Regions from separate parts of the Mus musculus genome. Here all the other regions are linked to region 1. A link is a loop called in an ENCODE intact Hi-C map of the cell type or tissue named here. Cell type or tissue: heart. All regions are shown on one strand.

Region 1 (5,000 bases):
TCTCAATGGCTAGGAGTGCTTGCTAAGAAACCAATGAGGCCCACAGGTCAAATCCCCTAAAGAGCCAGGTGTGGTCCTGCACACTGGTGACTCTATCTGCTGTGGCAGGACGGAGGGAAGGTAAGGTGTTAAAGGTGTGTGGAGACAGGAGGATCTCTGGGGCTTGACTGGCTGCCACAATAGTTCCTTGTTCAGTGAGAGACCCTTTGCAGGGGAACAGGGCAGAGATTAATAGCAGGACTCCAGAACTTCTACTACAGCAACACCCCACTGTGCTCCACACACAAAGAAACACACACAACACACACAAATGCCACACTTTCAAAGTAAGAATGCTGGAAGAAGACAACACAAAATTCTCTTACTGGGTACTTGGCCCGGTGCAACAATAAAGGACTTGCGTTTCCCAATCCCCGCCAAATTTTTATTCCTTTTTTCTTTCATTCGATTCTTAATGTCTTCAAGGGTATCTTGAAAGGACCTTTTCTGACACCTTTCCTTAGCCATCTTTGTCTTTGAATTAAAAACAAAACAAAAAAAAAAAAAACCAATGAACACTTCTCAGATATTTTTTAAACATAAAATTTAAGAAACATAGGCTGTTCATCAAGAAGGGATTACAAAAGACTAAATTGTAAACTTACTTCAAAAAAAGCAATATTTTGATTTTCTGCTTAGAAATATTAAGTCAGGTGTTGTAGAATAATCCAAGCTACTAAAAAGGCTAAGGCAGGTGGGTCATAGATTTATGCTTGGGCTACATAGTGAAATTCATCTAAAACAAAACAAGAAGAAAAAAGATGTTAGAATCAAGCCATCATAAGAAAAAAAATCCCATAAAATGTCATTCATGCTTTTGCTATAACCTTATCTTCTACTATTTCATAGGAAAGTATTAAATAACTCCAGAAAGTATCAATTATTCATCTTATAGTAAATATTCATTGGAGGCGTACAACATTCTAGGCTCTATGGGAACTTATTATTTTGGGACAGGATATTGCTGTTACCCAGTCTGGTTTTGAACTTAAGAGCTCTCATGTCCTTCCTACCTCAGCCTCCTGAGTAGCTGGGACCACAAATGTATGAGCCATAAGCAGACTTACTTTTCTTACAATGTTTATAGCCAACCTTTAGTGTTTAGGATTACAGTATTAGTTCAGAAGCAATTTATATGTATATCTGGGTTTCTGTTTGGCAGCTTTTCTCTAGTAATTTTGGGGCTGAGAAAACATGTATTCATGTTAATAACAGTAGCGTGCTTCAAGCAAAATAAACTTCCTGGTCTCAAAATTGTAAACTGTTGCCAACCACAATGTGTGCATATAATTGTCACCACAAGAACTATCTTGATTCATCTCCTTTTAGTTAAGTGTTTTCTTGAATCTCTTCTTGAGTATTCTCACCAGGACGTATTTTCCTCCACGCATAATGAAGCCTTAAATTGGTACTGTATATCTTATCTAACCCTTTATTTTTACCAATGTGTATATACGATAGATTGGAGAGGGGAGTTCAACAGAATAAATGCAACGACTTCTTATAAGAATGGGTGGGTCACCATCAAGTTTTAAAAGTTTGCACCGGAGACATCTGAGTGACACACAGAATGAATAACTGATAGAGTTAAAGTTAATTACAGTTTGTTCGCGTGCGCGAGCACAGTGGGATGGAAATCGGGCCTTGTGCGTGCTAGACAGTGCAAGTCGGCGAGAACACCCCTTCCTCCGGCCCCTATCTAAAAAGTTTTTGCTACTTTGATTGAGCAAAAGCCCTGTCGATTTCGGGGTGCTCGCTTTCGCGAGCGGAACGCGTCGTCCGGTCGGAGAGATACCTCCAGTCCCGCCGCCCGTACCGCTCCGTACCTCGGCCACTCAGGTCCGGACGAGCAGATGCAACCTCCCGCTCCGCCGCGCTCCGCAGCTACCGCCGCCACATTCGAAATTCTGCGTTACGCGTATCCATTGGCTGGCCGGACACCATCACGTGACACTCCGGCCCGCCCTTCTCCGTAGACGCAGCGCCCGGCCCCGGGGAATGGCATCACGTGGCGCGCCTGCGCACGCGCAGCTGTGGCTGGGGTGGGGTAGAGGGGGTGGAGTCAGGCTGGAATTGAGGCCTTGGCTCGGCGTCCGCCTTCCCACAGCCTAGAGATCTAGCGACTTTGAGACTGGGTCTTGTCTGGGTGCGTCCCTGACTTCCGGTTAGACCTGGGGTGTTGACGCAGGCCTGAGAGCCCAGCTCTCAGAAGGCTGAGGCAGGAGAATGACGAGTTCGAGTTGAAGCCTGAGTTGGAGCACGAAAGATCCAAACAGATCCTGGCGTGGCTTGTCAGGGCGCCCAAGGCCGCGCAGCTCTTGTGCTCCGGGGCGCGCCCGTGTGGCAAACGTCCATCCAGCACGTTTAGCGCAGGCTCAGCGAAAGGACTGATGTGAGAGACTGGGCTCTCCAGGTTCAGCCCGCTGGCGAGATCTGCGGGTGGGCCTGGCTGATTCAAGAAGAAACGCCAAGTGACAGCCCGATCCTGTCCTGTGCATTTACGGAAGAGATTTACAACCGGCTGCGCTCACCTCAGAAGTCATTGTAGTGCAGCAGCCGTGACTGAATTAGAAGGTCATCTTGTGGGATCCGTTTTTTAAAGTGCTTTCCCGGGAACAATCTAAACTTCTTTATCAGTTCCTGATAATAGTCAAGGAATTGGGTTTAGTCATGCTGAGAAAAGTTCGGCACGCTTACACATCAGGCAGCGTTACTGGGTAGTTCTGAAGGCACACAAAGAAAATGGGAAGGGGAAGGTGGCAGCAGGGAGCCCTACCACAAGACATTTGGAGCCTCCACAGTTGAGTGATTGCTTCATAAGTCATATCCTTGGCAGATGTCTTGTGCCATAAGGTAGATAGATATACGTAGCCAATATAACAAGTTATATTTTACTATGCTGGTCATCACACAAGGTTCACACTCTTAATTTCTTACCTAGGGTCCTAAGATTATCGTTCCACGGCTGCTCATTTATGGCTCTCTTCTTTGTTTTCTGTTTGTTTTTGTTTTTGAGACAGGGTCTTCTTGTAGCCCAGGATGACCTCTAACTCCTTACGCTGTAGAGAAGTCTCTCTGTGTACCTTTGACTGTCTTGGAACTCACTATATATTTGAGGTTGGCCTCAAATGCAAACAGATCCACCTGCTTCTGTCTCTTGAATGCTAGATTAAATGTGTGTACCACCATGTCCATCTCCTAAAAAAGTTTGGTTTTGGTCTGTTTATTTGGCATTCAAAAAACAAAACAAAGCAAAACAAAACAACGGGTTAAGGCAGGTTTTTTACACAGCCTAAGCAGACTTCAAATTCGTGATATTTCTGCGATGACCAGGAACACACAGAGATATGCTAGTCTTGGCCTCCCAAGTGCTGACATTAAAAAAAATTTTTTAAAAAAGATTCCTTTGGAAATGTGGATATGATCCAGATATCAAAAGCTTTTGCTGCTCTTGCAGAGGACCTGAGTTCAGTTCTGAGCACCCATGTCAGGCAGCTCACAACCACCTCTGACTTCAGCTCCAGATTTGATGCCCTCTTCATGGGCACCTGTGTACAGCATGTGGCATACGTGATCAAAGAGAACACATACATATATACAAAAATAAGAATTAAAAAACCCTTTGAAAGATTCTTTAATACTTACCATGTCATGTGCTGTGTATTAATTTGAATAGCATACAAATGTTAGAAACTTGGTGACCAAAAGTTTTAAGGAATTTGTCAGAACCAAAATGCAGCAAACTATCACATCATTTTGGTACCCACTTATATTGGCTTAGTCTTTTCCTTTGTTGAGCAGTCCCAAGCTGTGGAGAACCTATATAAGTGTACAGTAGACAGACAGGCTGGGGAAAGTCCTACTTTTTAGATTGCTTGTAGCTTTCATCTGCATGTTTTAGAAATGTATCTTAACCACTTGAAATAACTTATTAAACCTCAGAATCCTTGCTGTATACTTCTATTTTAGAGGGTTGAATTTCTCAGCCTAGTGCCAAGAATGTAAGTATTTAATTGAATTTACTGCCTGTGGCAGTTTGGATATGCTTGGGCTATGGGAAATGGCACTATGAGGAGGCCTTGTTGGAGGGAGTGTGTCACTCTTTAGGCAGGCTTTGAGGGCTCCCAGGCTTAATTGAATGCTGCTGAAACAGTCTCTTTCTTTCTGTCTTCAGATCAAAATGTAGACCTCTCATCTCCTCCTAAACCATGTCTATCTGCAGGCTGCCATGCTTCCTGCCATGATGATAATGAACTGAACCCCTGAAACTGTAAGCCAGCTCCAATTAAATGCTGTCCTTTATAAGAGTTGCCTTGGTCATGGTGTCTCTTCACCATAGAAACCCTAACTAAGATGCTGGCCGTGCTGGCGTTTTGTTTGTTTGTTTTTGAGACAGCGTCTCATTATGTAGCTTTGGCTGGCTTGGACATAGGTATGTGGATCAGACTGACCTAGAACTCATACAACCTACTGTCTTTGCCTCCTAAGTGTGTGTTTAAGGTATGAGCCACTACACTGCATTCCTATTTTGGCATATTAAATCTCCCCTGTAGGCTCATGGGTTTGAACACTTTATCTCTACATGGTAACGCTGTTTCGGGTGGTTGTAAAACCTTAGGCTATGAGACACAGCTGGAGGAGGTGGGAGGGTTGGGGATGACTGCTTTGGGCCTAGGCTCTCTCTGCTCTGCTCAGTGGCATGTACAAGCATTTACTGCACACTCCCACTGCCACACATCTAGTCTGTCATCCTGCCTTTCCTGCCATGATGGACTTACAACTCCTGAACCATCTCTCCTCCCTTAAGTTGCTTCTGTCATGTATTTCATCACAGCAACATAAACACATGTAACGTAAGCGCATGCTCTGCTCTGTGCCAGGGCGTTCTATGTATTGCTTTATTTATTTTTTATCTTTTTTTTTTTTCCAGAGCTGAGGACCGAACCCAGGGCCTTGCGCTT
Region 2 (5,000 bases), 120 kb before region 1:
CTGGACTGCTAAGCTTGTCTGCCTTTTTTTTCCAAGACAGGGTTTCTCTGTATACCCCTGGCTGTCCTGCAACTCACTTTGTAGACCAGGCTGGCCTCGAACTCTTGTCTGCCTCTTTTTTTTTTTTTTTTTTTTTTTTTTTGGTTTTTCGAGATTGTCTGCCTTTTTGACCTCTTAACTCAAAAGGTGTATCTTTGTTTTCACACCAGTTCTATCCCTTCTTTGGTTTCTGGCCAAGAGCATAAGCATACCACCCCTGGCCCTCGGGGCATTCTCCACTTTTCTCTGAAGGTTATATACATCTCCAAACCACCCTTTTGTACAGCTACTTACACCCCACCTAGGCTCCAAGTGCAGAACAGGCTTACTTTCTGCACTCTAAAAATGAGCCAGTTTTTCTCTTCCTTCTGTTTACCTTTGGGCAGCTGCCAGAATTTACAGTTCACTATAATACAATGGGCCTCAATCTTCCTTCTGAATCCACTTAAAAATTCTTAGATAAAGGACACTAAGAACATATAAGAGAACCTGGATTTCCCCAGTAAGTAATGTTTTAATGACATTATTGTAGAAACTTGAAGAACAAACAACCAGAGGACAGTGATGTAAAACCTGAGCTTTTTCGGGAGGCAGAGGCAGGAGGATTTCTGAGTTCGAGGCCAGCCTGGTCTACAAAGTGAGTTGCAGGACAGCCAGGGCTACACAGAGAAACCCTGTCTTGAGCCCTCCCACCCCCAACAAAACAAAACAAAAAACCCCTGAGCTTTTTTTTTTTTTTTTTTTTTTTTTTTTCCCCAGACAGGATTTCTCTGTGTAGCCCTGGCTGTCCTGCAACTCACTTTGTAGACCAGGCTGACCTCGAACTCAGAAATCCACTTGCCTCTGCCTCCCAAATGCCAGGATTAAAGACATGCTGAGTTCTTTTTTTTTTTTTTTCCTTGTTTCTTTATATACAAGGTTTCACTGTGTAGCCCTAGCTGACCTGGAACTCCTAACAGTAGACCAGAATTCCTCAAACTCACAGAGCCTGGCCAGTCTCTGCTTCTGCAGTTCTGGGGTCAAAGGTGAAGACCACCGCTCCTGGCCTGTTTTTTAATTAATTTAATTAATTTTTGAGGCAAGAGTCTTACTCTATTGAGCTTCCACACTAGGCTAAGGTCAAGCCTAGGTAAGGACTTCAGTTAGATGTAGCCTAGTAAGGCTGCAGTTTCACAGCAGGTGTCACTCCTTTGAGAAGAGACTTCTTTCTCTCTTGGCATTGCATTACTCTGCGTTAAAAGGACACAGAATCTGGCGAAACACATCTTGAGACATAAAATGCAACTTTAAGCATGACTGGTAAGAGTATTTGCAAGGGAAAGCCCATCCCATATGGCTGGAGTTCAGCAGGAGCTACCAAGCTTGCTAGACAACCAATCACAAATTCATTACGACCATTGTCCCACATTGTGACTATGCTTGCTCCGCAGAATTAGGGCACTTGCCAACGGTGCTGACCGGCAATGCAGGGCTATTCAAATCGCTTTAGGAAGGTTGACCCATGTGAAAAAATGAAACAATCTCTTCCTACCATCAGAGCCAGGGACAATAGTTTTGATTTTGAAGTTTAAGTCAAAATCGGAATCACTTTCCTGGACGCTGTCTTTCTGGTTAACTTGAAAACAATAGACACACTAGCAGCTGAAAGTAGCCAACCTCGAGTGAACCCCGTAGGCGGACTAATTTCAAACTTTTTCCATGCGTTTAGTTTTCATTTCGCCGACATGTAATGTTCTCAAACGAACAAGTATTATGTGATACACACACACACACACACACACACACACACACACACACCACACACACACACCATTGAGTCATCTCCCTCCCTCTCTGGTCATATTCGGTTCAGAAACTACCAGGAGAAGACGATGGGGAAGAATTGTTTAAAAAAAAAAAGTTTAACTCAAAGTCAAAAAAAAAAAAAAAAAAAAAAGGAACCCTTCACGCCATGATTTTGGTGAATTAGCAACAAAGAGGAGGATTGGCCGCTGACGGGTACTTCTGGAAAACATTTTTTTTTCCTCTGGCTCCCGCTAGGGTGGAGGAAGTTGGGTCTCGGCGCGGGAGGGTGTCAGGCCCAGGGACGCCAGCAGCGCAGGGCGGCAGGTGCCTGGGCTGCAGCGGCCCGGTCTCGCGGGTCGCCGGTCACCTACGGGCCCTGGCGCTCCCGGCGGGCGGCTACGCTCGCAGCAGCATGCCGGAGGCCCAGGGGAGCAGAGCGCGGCCAAGGCGCTCGGGCCCGCTAGCGTCCTAGCCGCCTGGGGAGGCGCGGGGGCCTGCGATCGCTGGCGGCCGAGTGCGGCGGGGGCGGGGAGGGCGCAGGGCGGCGGCCGGGGGGGGGGGAGGGTCTCGGCTCCGCCACCAGCGCCCGCGGGGACCCTGGCAGCTGCGGGTGACAGTCGGGGCGGCATGGCCGAGGCTGGCGGGGCCGGGTCCCCAGCACTGCCTCCCGCGCCCCCGCACGGTTCCCCCCGGACCCTGGCCACCGCTGCCGGGAGCTCTGCTTCCTGCGGGCCAGCGACCGCGGTGGCCGCGGCGGGCACGGCCGAGGGACCGGGAGGAGGCGGCTCGGCCCGGATCGCCGTGAAGAAGGCGCAGTTGCGCTCTGCTCCGCGGGCGAAGAAGCTGGAGAAACTCGGCGTGTACTCCGCCTGCAAGGTACCCGCTGGGATGAGCACAATCGCGGGGTCACGGGCGGGCTCGGACCCCCCCTCCCCTCCCCCACCCACTCCCAGCTTCCCGCCGGCACCGCGGAAGTGCTGCGTTCTGTGCGCGCGCTCTGCCGCTGCGGCTTGCACAGCATCTCACTGGGACAGGGGTAGGGGGTCTTCTAGATCTGCCGGTGTCCCTCTTCTGGGAAGGATGAGTCTTGGCTTCGGAGCGCTCGGCACTGGGGCTTTTTCTGCTCTGTAGGAGCTCGCGGGAGTCCTTTCACAGGGAGTGTAACTGTGCTTGGTGTGGCAGATCTGTCGGGGTTGGGAAGCAGCTTTTTTGGGGTTGGGGGCATCTTAGCGTGTGTCTCCCCGCGCTCGCCCTCCCCACTGAGCCCCGCTAGGAGGAGCTGGGTTGTGGAGCACCCAGAAGTGTCCTGGAATCCTGGCGCTCTACGGGAGCGAAGGGGCGGAGCGCGGGGTGGGAGGTGGGCACTGCCCCAAGCCCCTGTCCTTTGGCGCCTGGCGGCCTCGGCCGTGCGGCGACAACCCTGTCATTATTGTTATTATTTATTTAGCGAAAGCGGGATCCTGGCCGCTTAGGGTGTAAACAGGGTCTGGCAGGGTGACAGCCCAGGCGGCGAGCGCGTCTGCTCAGTTTGAAGACAGCTTTCTTGCCATTCTCCCTCTTTGGGGACTTTAGGCACCCAGGGCATCCAGCTGTAGAGCACTTGTAGGGGGCTCAGCATCTCCAGGCTGCAGGGGAGAGCGACTCTGCACTGTAGACTGCGGCTTTGTTTTGACTGGGTGACAGCAGAAGTGGGCGGGGACTTGGCCTTGTCAGCCCGGGCGGCCTGTGGTTGGGACCAGGCACTCACTCACTCACACCTCCCGTGTTGCTTGCTGCTCCAGCTTACTACTGTAAAAGGAGTCGCATCCGCAGCATCCAGGTTCTCATTCCTACTCCCCACTGTACAGCCAGGATGGATAAACCTGGTAGATGACTTCCCTTCCGGGACATTCTGGTTGTCGTGTTTTCTGGAGCTTTAAGGACCTTGGGGTCTCAAGCATGCCCTGCCCATTCCTTGTGGTCACCTCCTGTTTATCGATGCAGTCACAGCACCTGCTGTGCCTTCCTGAGAGGGCTCCAGTGCGGTGCCTTATGCACACAAATATGCTTTGGAATCGCTAAAAGCAAAAATCAGGAGGTCTGGGGTGGGGTCTGAGGAGTTACATTTCCAACAAAGCCCCCCAGGAGATGTGAGTGGCAACTGAGAATACTTTCCACGAAGCAAGTATATTACTACTTTTGAATTCTGCAGAGGAGCTGGGAAATACTAACGTCACGTGGTATAGACTAAGGCGTGCAAAAAAAAAAAATTGGAAGTATGTTTCTAAGAAATGGGAAAGGCGAGGGGCTCTACTCCAAAAGCTATTGACTTCCTTAGTTTTACAGTCCTACCAGTCCGACCTACCATCCACCTTAGACAGGACCTCTGGTGTAGCATGCCGGGGAGAGAGTGGCCAACAGAACCCAGAGCAAGTTCAAGGACTTAATAAATAGGCTTGGCCTTTGCAGCTGCTCTAGTCTCATTCAGAAAGCCAGCTATGTAGTCCTGACTTAGTTTTCAGTATTAGCCTGAGTCCCCATCACCAATACCCATCTCCATACTGCCTCCTGTCTGAAAACTTTCCAGTGGTTGTACACATGCATTCTTTTTAACTTTCTCTAGGTCTTCCTATGAAGTCCAGGATGGTCTTGAACTCCTATCTGCCTAGGATTACAGTTCTACCACCATGCTCCTCCCCTGGCCTTCCCAAATACTTTGAATTATTCATTATTATTCAATTATTTGAAACTTCAAGTGTATAACTTGAGAATTTTTTTTTTTTTGGTCATATTTTCTGACAATCTCCTAGGAAAGAAAAACCTGTTATTCTTTCTTCCTGCTTTTGAGAGACTCTGAAATGAAGTTTAGTGTGTGTGGTGTTTGTCTGCGAGTGTCAGAGAGTGTTCATCTCTTCTGTGTGCTCCTTGAGTCATCTCACCAGCCTGAAAGTGTGCCGTCTTATTTGCTGATTTATTTAGCTAATGTTATGAGGATTTCTAACTGGGGCTAGGCATTAAGCCAGGTACCAGGTTTATGGCACTGGGGTCTGTCTTTGTGGAGTTGTTGGAGTATGTGTTCAGATTCTAAGGTAAAGGCAGTAACGCAGTGACAGTGGACTCCAGTGGAGCCTTTTTGGGATGTAGGGCACGGGACTTGGAGAACTCAGTAGCTGTAGATCCAGTAGACGGAGGAAGTG
Region 3 (5,000 bases), 210 kb before region 1:
ATGGGTGTATCTTTTGTAGTAGTCCAACAGAGACAAAGCAGGCAGCTCCAGAGTGACATACAGTAGAGGAGGAGAGTCAAATGGTTAGAACAGGAGAGAAAACAGCTAAAGATGTGGACTGGGAGAGGCTTTTGGGGAAAGGGAACATTCCAATTGAGGCAGACAAGTAAGTGGCTTAGTAGAGAGATGCCTGGGTGACAGGTGCCCAACAAAGCAAAGCAGGTTCCAGGGACCATAGAGACTAAGAAGACCTTTACCAAGTAGGTGAGGAGAGGACAGACAAAGGGTTAGAGCAGGGGGTGCAAAGAAGTAGCTGAGGAAGTAGAATCTAGAATTTAGAGTCAAATATGGTGAGTAGCAGAAGCCAGAAGAAACAAATAATCTATACATACCTCAGGAGAGTCAAATCAGCAGCTTGGTTCGATTAGGAGAGGCTGAGCCCCTTGGGGGTGGAGAGTGTTATATATGTCCCTCCTGGTGACTGAAATGAAGACATAATATTTCCAAAGTGTGGTTGAGAAGAGTACAGCCAGGGACATCCAAAGGAGTCCAGAGCAGGGAGAGAAAGTAGTAGACTAAACGTGGCCAATCGACTTAACTGAACCATGAGAGGGGAGGGGAGAGAGAGAGAGAGAGAGAGAGAGAGAGCCAAGAGCAGAAGACCAAGAGAGTTACAGCCGCAATGGCAGGATTATATAGAAAACAAATGCTAAGGGAAGAAAAGCAAAGCCTGTGGGATGGAGAGGTTTAGGGGAGCAGGCAGGGTAAGAAGAGCTGAGAGGAACCACAGATACTGAGTGAGCCTGAAGGCCAATCTTACACTGTTGGATGCTAATAAGCACCACAGTTAGCCATCTGTCCTATTTTCTTTGGGACTTGTTAACTCCAGTTCTCAGTATTCTACTCATGTTGCAGAATATTTGATTATACTGTGAACCCTGAGATTCTGTTGTTTACTGGATAAACCTGTCTCTAGTTGTGGTACGGTTCACCCTTAGCATATACTACTTTAATCCCTCTGGCTAGAATACAGACATGCCCTTAGTATATACCTTTAATCCCAAACAATGAGAATAAAATTAGTTTGTAGAAGGAAGCGCACATGTTTGAAAGCGATGTCTAATTGAATGGCAGACAAAGTGACAAATCAGAGAAAGATATGACAGAACAGGATATGCTCAACTCTCATGAAAAGAAAGAGAAGCTACTTGGGATGGGCAGTGCGGAGAGAAAGGAGGCAGTTGTACTGGGAAAGCTTTAGAGAGAAAGACTGAAGAGAGAGCAAGCTAGACACAGGTAAGACAGAACCCACCAGAAAATGAGGAGCCAGAAGATTAGAACATACCGCCTGAATTAGTTTGAGGCCAAGCAGAGCAAAAAGTCAAAGGCCGAGTGAGAAGCCAGGTTGAATTAGCTTGAAGAGGAGTTTGAGCTGGAACCTCGGAGCTTGAAGGCATTCTAGGCCTAGATTAGATTGTACAGAGGCTAGAAACTTCCAGGACCAGTCCTAGATTAGCCGACTGTGGCAGTATGCAGAGACAGCAATTACTTCAGGTAAATAAAGGATACTACTACCTAAGAGGGCAGGACATCCTCTTCTGAGAGCCATATGGTATAGAGACATATATTCAAGAAAACATTCATAAACATAAAATCAAATTTAAAAATGATTTTAAAGAAAGAGTACTTGAAGTTAAGGAGGAAAAGTCATGGTGGAATATGAGAGTATTTGGGGGAAAGGAAATTGGAAGGGTGGATTTGATCAAAGCATTCATGTCCGTGTGGTTTGTGTATAAAGGAAGTTTGTAGTGCCAGATGTATAAACTGAGGCCACGACTACTCAAAGGCATGCTTGTTTGAAGGGAAGGAAGGGTTTTGTTGTAGGTATGAGGGAAAGTACAGCCAGAGGCATCTGGAAAAATCCAGAGCTGGGAGAGAAAAGTGTAGACTGGACATGGCCATGGGGTGGGATGGGGTAGTGAGACAGGAAGACAAAGGAGCAAAGGAGGCCACAGGAGAGGGGAGCGGGAAGGAGAGAGGGAGAGGGAGAGGGAGGGAGAGAGAGAGAGAGAGAGAGAGAGAGAGAGAGAGAGAGAGAGAGAGTCAAATAGTAGGGTTACATGGGAATGAGAAACTAGAAGAGGGAAGCTCATGACTTGGAGAAGTTTAGGGTAGGAAGTGGGGTGAGAAGAGCCACAGGTACTGAGTAAATCAGAAGGCTAGCCTTGTGTTTTGGTATGCTAATAGGCACCACAGAACCTTTCTGACAGAGACAAGGAATGACTCTTTTGATAGAAACCAGTGCCAGAATTTAGGGGAGTGGAGTATTTGGACCTATGCGGATCAAGGGAACGTCTTAAATAGGTGTGCTGTGGGCAGCCATAAACATCTTGGGCTGCTGTTCATTGGAATCTTAAGAACTAGTGTTATGGAGCCGGCTGCAGGCTAGACTATATCTAACCTGTGATCGTGGCCAAATTATTTGCCTCCCTCATTCATTCCACAAACATGCCAGGACTCTGTGTGCTTATCAACTGTGCTTATCAATGGGTGTGTGTGTGTGTGTGAGAGAGAGAGAGAGAGAGAGAGAGAGAGAGAGAGAGATCACTCCAAAATGTTTACTACTTAGTTCAATGGGGAATTCCAAATAAACGCTAATTATTAGGATTTCCTCCTTTTCACTCAAAAAACAAACAAAACAAAACAAAAAACCACACACACAGGTAAACTCTCAATAAAAGCAAGTTATTCTTTTGAGGTTTGCTGTCTAAAGGCAGCTTTTGAATTTAAGGGTCTTAATTCTCTCCGAGATCACAGACACGCCCATTCTCGGAAAAGCAGGGCATTTCCAGAGCCACAGGAGCCCTCGCTCGCCTAAACCCCTTTACTGAGCTGCTGAAGTGGTGTGAGAGGCCTGTGAGTGAACCATCAGACCGAAAATCGCCGCAATGGGAAGACAACCCAGGCTGACAATGGCAGTGGGGACCCTGTCAGCTCCGATGAGACCCATAAAACGCAGGTCTGGCCCACGCCTCTCGGGTTCCCAACCCGCCGGCTTAGAGCGCCGCCACCCAGATAACAATGGTGGTACTGAGGGTGGAGCCCCGGGGAGGAGGAAGGCAGAGCAAGGAAGTGAGTAGGTCTGGCCCCAGGGAATTGGAGAAGACACGTGACGCAACCCCACGCCCCCCTCTTCATTCCTGACGCTCCTGCCTCGCCTTGCAGCCGGAGCCCAAAGATGTCGGTTCAGATCAAGGAGGCGTTAGAGAGGGCCGAACTATTCTCCCTTAGCGCACCCGGGGATGTCACGTGACTTCGGCCCCGCCCCCTTAGGAAGCCGCTGCCGGCCTCCTGGGAGGGGCAGCGGCGGAAATGACGTCACGGCGTTCTTCGCTGCGTGCGGCTACGTGGCGGAGCCGGCGGAAGCAGTTCCTGCGCTGGAGCCCGAGTGTTTGTGTTTTGGTTCGTGAGGAGCCGGGGCGGTCTGAGGGGAGGAGACCGAGGGAGGAGGAGGAGGAGAACGACGACGACGAGGAAGAAGTCCTCGGAACTCGAGCGCGGCGACTCTGGAGGAGGAGGAGAAAGGAAGGCGGAACGGAGAGGCGGAGACGCAGCCCGGCAGGGGCGGCGGCACGGCGGGCGGCGCTCAGAGTCCCGCGCCGGCCAGGGTGAGAAGAAGGAGCGAGCAGGCGACGCCGCCGCTGCAGCCGCGGCGCATCCGATCTCCGGGCCGGGCCGGGCCGTGCGTGGCCTCGCTGCCGGGAGACGCGGCCCAGGTAAGCCGCCGTCGGGGCGGGTCCCTGTGGTCCCGGGCCGGGCTTGGGGCCTCCAAGCCGCCGCGGGCCCTCAGCGCTTAGTGACTCATTCTTCTAGCAGCTTCGGGGCCTGGGACGTGGGGAATCCTCTGAGGGAGCGGCGGGTGGCACCCTCTTCCCTTCACAAGATGGCGCCGTGGGAAGAGCCTGGGGCCCTGGCGGTCTCCAGCCCGGTCTTTGGGGCTCTGTCCCGGCTACTGAGCCGGATCGCATCCGGGGTGACGGGGGTGGCTCAGGAGCGCGCCCACCAGGCCCAGCGGAGCTCCTGGCCCCGGCACCCCGGTTTGATTTCTCGGCTTCTTCCAGACAGGAACCCAGGCCTCCAGCAGGTGGGGATTGGGGAGCTCCGCCTACCTCTGACCGGCTTGGCCGGGCTGTGCGAGTAGTGGGATCCTCTGGTCCCTTCCGTGGGAGGTGGGAAGCCCGGGCCAAGGTGCGAGCAGGTTAACATCCTAACGCCTCCAGAAGTTTAAAGCTTTGACTGTCACTCTTGGCATATTAGTTTTTGCCTCGCCGAAATGGATTTAAAGTTCTGAATCAGTTGCCTTGCACGTAACTAATTAAAAAAAAAAAAACTGTTACATCTTCCAGAATATTGAGGTCTGCCCAGAATCGTTCTTAATGTAAAATTTGAACCCGTGGGGTTGTGAACAAAGTAGGCAGCACAACAGTGCCTGGCACAATTTAAGGGCTCAGTGCAATTTTTTTAATCAAAGACTTCCTAACTGTATAAAAAAACTATTTTAAAGATTGGAGATGCATATTATGCAAAAGTTTTCTTTGACGGAATAAAAGTACAAGTTATAAGTGCAGAACCTCTGTGCACTGAGCAGTAGCTTCACTGAACACCCCCAGCCCTCGCACTTAACATTAATACCATGTTCAACCTGTGTAGGTTTATACTTGGGCTTATTTCCGTTTGAGGTCTTTGGAAGTAAAAGATTTAGTAGCTTTGCACTTTAAAAGACACTGACTGTGAAGGCACCCCGCCTGTCATCCCAGCACTCTGGAAGCTGAGGTAGGTAGGATCAGGAGTCCAGGCCATCCGTAACCTATCCTGTGCTTGCCTAGGCGACAAGTCCCTGTCCCTCAAAAATGTGATCGGGATGTGGGGCAGGAAACAGTTTTTAAAAACTAAGTACAAAATTTTGTTTGTATTTTCTGTGAGAATCGATGTTTTCCCTG

The links. Hi-C counts contacts between places; a loop is a spot of excess contacts. Peaks named below come from ENCODE experiments on the same cell type or tissue, not always from the same donor. Only the 100,000 strongest peaks of a DNase experiment are listed, where the experiment ranks them.
Region 2: it touches region 1 in a loop (3-fold over the local background); 12 of 42 quality-filtered maps call a loop at or near these places.
Region 3: it touches region 1 in a loop (5-fold over the local background); 11 of 42 quality-filtered maps call a loop at or near these places.

What each region holds. Positions count from the first base shown.
Region 1 is chr17:53,687,346-53,692,345 of GRCm38, forward strand. It overlaps Sgo1 (shugoshin 1), which reads right to left and starts at 1,970. Exons shown (of 9, transcript NM_028232.2): 1 at 1,866-1,970; 2 at 645-775; 3 at 366-513. The coding sequence starts at 507. It also overlaps the pseudogene Gm31532. In heart, a CTCF peak has its summit at 2,384; a DNase peak (open chromatin) is centred at 2,126; H3K4me3 peaks cover 2,420 bases; H3K27ac peaks cover 2,608 bases.
Region 2 is chr17:53,564,879-53,569,878 of GRCm38, forward strand. Kat2b (K(lysine) acetyltransferase 2B) reads left to right here and starts at 2,093. Exons shown (of 18, transcript NM_020005.4): 1 at 2,093-2,700. The coding sequence starts at 2,452. In heart, CTCF peaks have their summits at 2,092 and 3,099; DNase peaks (open chromatin) are centred at 1,463, 2,213, 2,733 and 3,503; H3K4me3 peaks cover 3,550 bases; H3K27ac peaks cover 3,239 bases.
Region 3 is chr17:53,475,833-53,480,832 of GRCm38, forward strand. It overlaps Rab5a (RAB5A, member RAS oncogene family), which reads left to right and starts at 3,402. Exons shown (of 6, transcript NM_025887.4): 1 at 3,402-3,776. In heart, CTCF peaks have their summits at 3,066 and 4,119; DNase peaks (open chromatin) are centred at 3,369 and 4,009; H3K4me3 peaks cover 2,800 bases; H3K27ac peaks cover 2,761 bases.